Linked DNA regions of Homo sapiens: region 1 is linked to region 2. A link is a loop called in an ENCODE intact Hi-C map of the cell type or tissue named here. Cell type or tissue: PC-3. All regions are shown on one strand. Each heading gives the region's core, and the rest is flanking DNA. Links, peaks and the distances in the headings are about the cores only.

Region 1 (2,814 bases), core at 144-2,643, 87 kb before region 2:
CTCTGGTCCCAAGGGATCAATATCAACCATGCTACCTCATCGACCTCAATCTCTCAGCAAGGAGAAATGCATCCCACAACTGAGAACTAATGGCTTCCATTCTCACCCCAATGGGATCCTGAAGAAGTTCCTCTTTGCTCTTCACCTTGCCTTTCCTTGATCTCTCCAGACAACGATGTTATAGGTAAAAATTCCTCAAATGCCCAGACCTTGGTCAGTGCTAGCACCCAGGCTAGGTTGGTGCTAGGAGAGAGGGCTGCAGTGCTTTTTGCCTGAGCACGCCCAGGAAGGGTGAAGTGTGGCAAAGCTGATCTGCCCCGGACAGGGAGAAGCAGCTCTCGGAAAAAGAAAGTGACCATCTTTGGCCACTGGTGTGGGCAGGGGTGAAAAAAAAGATGAGTGTGGGAGGTTGAAAATATAGCAACTGGGGAAAATGGAGGAATGAATGTGAGCTAGAAAAGAATTTTTTGATATGGGTAAGATTACAGGCATAAGCTGGCACTTGCCATTCATGGTAGATTTTACAAAAGTGGTGGAAAGAGAGTTCATTCCACGTGTTTGCCCCATTATTCTGGAGGTTTGATTATGGCTTTCCATTAAAGAGCAGAGTTAACAGCTAACTTGGTGGCCCCTGCTTTTGTGCCAAAATGTGGCAGCTAAGTCAGCCCAATTCATGGAAAGTTCCTTTTTGCTTCCTACTTCTATGCAGGGAAGTTAATGGGTACAGAGCCAGTCTGTGTACGGGGTCAATTTTGAGGTGTGTCTACACCAAGTATTCCTTAAAAGGAATCAGGTTTCCTTAGGGGAAAAAAAAAATGATCATGAATTTTAAAGTCGACAGACAGGATGATCTGTTTTGTTTGAGAAATCCGGTCACCCGAATTAACAAGGCTGTTGCACGCATCCTCCATGCCCTGGCTTTGGCTCAGAGGACAGTCTTTACTTTCTGCTTTTTAAAGAAGTCTGAGCCATACACCACCGAGTACGTGTACACTTAAATAAACATAAAAACACTGGCTTCTTAAGGCAAGTTAAGTATCCCTCTGTGTGTTTTCAATGTACTACCATTTTGGGGACTTGATTTCCCCCCAAAAGCCCGAAAGGTTTATACGATCAAAACACCTCTTCTTTAGGTTCTATCCCCTCTAAAATATTAAATGCACAGTATTATCTAGAAAACGCTGAGCTTTCAACAATCCAAGTCCCAGGAATGTAGAAAGACATAAACAAAATGGAAAAGTAAACAAATGCCAAGCTCCTAAGTCACTGCCAGGAAAATTCTAACAGAGAGAAGAGAACGAGCCACACATTTTTAATGTGGCTCAGAAAACCCACACCTCCGCAGAAGGCTTGACTTCAGGCTTCTCTCACTTGCCAGCAACCTCATACAATAGAAGCTCTGTTTCTGCCAAGCAGACCTGTCTGACTTCTCCACCTCTTCACCTACAGAACTTTCAGATGGTAAACAGACGTGGAAAGTGACACGTGGACCAGAGAAAGCCCTACAAGTCCAACAGAGAGAAAGAAAAAAGTGCATTAAAGTGGCCAGGAGCTGGTCAATGTACTTGCCCAGGGCTCCTCCAGGTGGGGGCTGGCATGAGCTCTGCATTACTGACATTTGAGCAGGTGTTCCTTTGTTGGGGGCAGGGTGGACTGTCCTATGCCTTGTAGGATGATCAGCAGTGCCTTGGCCTCTTTCCTCAAGATGCCATTAGATGACAACCAAAGCAGTCTCTGGACCCAGCTCGATGTCCCCTGGATGGCGCAATGGCCCCAAGTTGATGACAGCTGGTCTGGACCAACAACAGGATCACCAATTCCAGGGTTGGAGAGACCTGAGAGATCATCCAGGCAGGGGCTTTGTCATTTGGGATGCATTAATGGAGTCCCTTAAAGGGTAACTCTCCAAGGCCATGGAGCCCCCAAGTCGGCAGCAGCACAGAAGACAGAAGCCTCAGTGCCTGACCAGGCCAACATTTTTGGAGAAGTCTATTTTCAAAGAAAACTGGACATTAAGTGCCCCATATATATTTGAAACCATCATTTGGTAAAGCAAGTAATATTCATAATGCTGTTCTTTCTATATTTTAGAAAAAAAGTACAGAGGGGACGGGGAAGGGTGGCCCTGCTGGGCGGAGCAGAGAAGTGGCTTCACCTGCAGAGATGGAAGAGCTGATGAAGCCACCGGCAAGAGGGCACAGTCAGAAGGCAAGACCCTTTTACATGTACAGAACACATTTTGTATATGTTTATAAAACTGCTGTTATATAATGTAACATTTTCCCTGGAAATCAATCCACTCAAAAAGAATACGCGGACATCCTGGGTACCAAACCAAGAGGGCTCCCAAAGCATCTGCCCAGCTCTCTTCACTGCCGGTTAGAACGATGATAGAGATGTGGTTGGATGACTGCTACCAAGGCTGAGAGAGACACGGGGTCCGTGCAAACGACAGTGGCCCAGGGCCCCAAGGAACAGTTCCCAGTGACCTCTAAGTGACTAACGTGAAAGCCTGTCGTCCCCACACTACTCGAGGCCAACCCCATAAGGCAGCATGGACGGACTGTCTTCTCACTCCAGACCTCCTAACCTAACACCAACTTTCTCTTTGCCTCAATAAATATCTTAATCTAGATACAGTGCTCTCAGGGGAAAGGGTGTGGCCAAATTCTGTGTGTGGTTGGCTCTTGGCCTATTACTGGGACTGAGAGGGAGTGTTTTAATAAATTCTTTAAACATTATTTGGGGGAACATTAGAAACTATTCAATAGTGAGGCCAGAACAAAAGAGGAAGCTTTCAATGCTCCTGTAGCA
Region 2 (2,814 bases), core at 162-2,661:
ATCTGTTTCCCAGAGGTTAAGAGAAAGATTCTGACCAAACTAGAAAAATTAAAATATGGCCAGGTGTGATGGCTCCCACCTGTAATCCCAGCACTTTGGGAGGCCAAGGCGGACGGATCACGAGGTCAGGAGATCAAGACCATCCTGGTCAACATGGTAAAAGCCCGTCTCTACTAAAAACACAAAAATTGGCTGGGTGTGGTGGCAGGCACCTATCGTACCAGCTACTTGGGAGGCTGAGGCAGAAGAATCGCTTAAACCCAGGTGGAGGAGTTTGCAATGAGCTGAGATCGCACCACTGCACTTCAGCCTAGAGACACAGCAAGACTCCGTCTCAAAAAAAAAAAAGAGAAAAAGAAAAATATGAATGGAGGAGACATGTGAAAACGAACAATGGCATTAATTCTACTTGTAAAATAAACTCACACTCACTCTAACAGTCAGCAAACATTTAATTAGCAGCTACTATATGCCAGGTGCCATGCTAGATGCTGGGGATATAGACAGAACAGGCAGGCAGTTGGACGTGCATGTCATTACTACTATTTAGTTAAGCTCTTACTACATGTCAAGAATTGCTCCAAACACTTTGTGTCACCTCTTTTTTTATTCTCATATAGTATAAAGTCGAGTTTATTATTAGCCTCATTTTATCGATACAGACAGGTTAAATAACTTGTTCACGCTGCACAACTCTCAGTAGGAGATGCTGGGATTTGAACCCAGGCTCCCTTGTGCATCTGACAGGTATATGAGTAAAGTGGTCTGCAGGAAGGAAGAAAAAGCCCTGCTTGAGAGAGTAGGCATCCAGGTAAAACTGATAGGGCTTTTAAGAATGCACAGGAGTTTATTAGAGAGCATGAGAAAGGTTCCTTCCAGACAAAGGGCTTATAAATGCAAAGCATAAGCCATCAGAAATTATGAAGAAAAATCATTTTAAAAGATAAAAACACATTTCTATTACTACTTCTTGGGCAGGGAGTTCCTGGATAGCTGCTAAATAGTAGCTAGGAATGGGGTCTTGACTTTCTTTGGTTTCAAGAAGAACTGCAGGTGAGCACAGTCCAACGATCCCTGGAGTGAGTGCACACAAGAGCAGCATTTGCCAGTTCCACAGTCCAACCCACTCAGAAACACCGTGTAATAGAATGTGTGTGCTAGAAACCTGGGCTCAGAAGTCCTTCACAGTGCTCAACAGGAAACACTGAAACGAAACACCTCACTGAACCAGTCTGGCAACAAAGACAAAAAAGTGGGTGAGGTGGCGCACATACGGACCACGTGTGCCAGGAGGCCCAATTCTAACTGCATGGCAGGGGCTCTCCTCAACAGTCTATGATTTTAGCAGATGAGCAATAGCTTTGTTCACCAAAATACAAAGCTGTCCCAAGTCCTTGAAAGATACAAATTCCACAAGAAAATCAGAAAACACAAAGGTTGTTTGCAGTGCGCAATAAATTGGTGGTTTTAAGCATAGCTGTTCTGAGTTTATCTTTTCCTGAGACATTTAATGTTAGTTCATGTGCTCTGAGCAATGTTCTTTGAAATAAATATAATTCGCTGACTCATATCCCATAAGTGATTAAATGATGGGTTACCAACGTTAATGCCGACTACTAAATTCCAGCCCCTCTAGCCAACAGGAATGACACACAGATCATCTCTATGTTAAAAACAGGTGTGCTCCCAGAGTTTGTTTGTAAGTTGGCTGCTTGGAATTCAAGAGTTATCTTCCTCCTCCACAAACAATATTAGACATGGTATTTGATACTCCAGACAGAAAACCCAAAATACTAGATCCGAGGAGTGTTAAGAGTTCTCTGGACTGAGCCGATGAGAGGGAGTGGGCCTGCTGCTTAGCCAGCCAGACACTCCCACTTCCTCTCCTGCCGGGAATAAGATGTGCACCAGCTGCACGAAGCAGGCGGCAGCTTCTCATCCTCCCGCAGGAGCGATCTGAGGAGGAGGCTGGGAGAGGCCAGGCAGGGGCTCGGAGAAGAACAGCAGAAGTGAGGAGCACCAGAGGTTCCAGCGGCTCCAACGGCTCCAGCTGCTGAGGGGCCCAGGCTGCCGGCTCCTCCTGTGACACCTCCGGCCCCCAGGCTGCTCTGTCCAGGGCCCTGCGGTGGCAGGGCCTCCCCATCTCTAGGGCTGCCATATGGCAGGCTCGGAAGGAGGCTTTTCGATACTCCCACACCTGCCCTGTGGGGTTGCATGCACAGGCTCTCCTGATTCCCTCACATGAAAACACACGTGGCTCTTTAATGATGCTCTCGGGACTGTTCTTGCCAGTAACCGGGACTTGAGTTCGACAGCCCCCCTGCCACAAACACACACGCACAAGCACCAATGTGAGAGAGGAATTGTCTATGACCAGTAAATTAAACTGGGATCCAGCCACAAGACCACTCTTCCCTCCAGTTACATATATATACATAACATATACATATGCACTTAGATTACATATATATATTTGAATGAAAGTTCATAGTAAAATTCAAGTGCCGAGGCCACTGACATCACTATGTGGGTGGTTCAAGCATAAATCTAGACACTGGAGAGCTCGAAACCAGAACGGGTCAGCGGGGCCATTGGGGGGCGGGGAGGGAGGTGCTGAACATGCAGGACCTCCAGCCGCCTCATGTCACTGGCCATGGGAATGAGCCGAACCTCCTCACACCAAAGGCTGTCCCCTACCACACTCCTGGGTTACAGATAAGCCCCCAACTTACTGGAACTTCAAATGCCTCCTGGGTGTCATCCAGCATCTGGATTTTGATGGACACGAGTTTTCCTGAAGGTGTTGGGGGCGGC

The links. Peaks named below come from ENCODE experiments on the same cell type or tissue, not always from the same donor. Only the 100,000 strongest peaks of a DNase experiment are listed, where the experiment ranks them.
Region 1: it touches region 2 in a loop (10-fold over the local background); 3 of 110 quality-filtered maps call a loop at or near these places.

The regions. Positions count from the first base shown.
Region 1 is chr13:98,299,968-98,302,781 of GRCh38, reverse strand. The region is part of intron 2 of FARP1 (FERM, ARH/RhoGEF and pleckstrin domain protein 1); the gene reads right to left. Among named protein-coding and RNA genes, the nearest start is that of MIR3170, 93 kb to the right of the region's middle. In PC-3, for the core only: no CTCF peak of the experiment used is centred there; DNase peaks (open chromatin) are centred at 901 and 1,381; H3K4me3 peaks cover 1,790 bases; H3K27ac peaks cover 2,312 bases.
Region 2 is chr13:98,213,332-98,216,145 of GRCh38, reverse strand. It overlaps FARP1 (FERM, ARH/RhoGEF and pleckstrin domain protein 1), which reads right to left. Exons shown (of 27, transcript NM_005766.4): 2 at 2,733-2,814. Among named protein-coding and RNA genes, the nearest start is that of MIR3170, 6.2 kb to the right of the region's middle. In PC-3, for the core only: no CTCF peak of the experiment used is centred there; DNase peaks (open chromatin) are centred at 1,235 and 1,605; H3K4me3 peaks cover 1,754 bases; H3K27ac peaks cover 2,500 bases.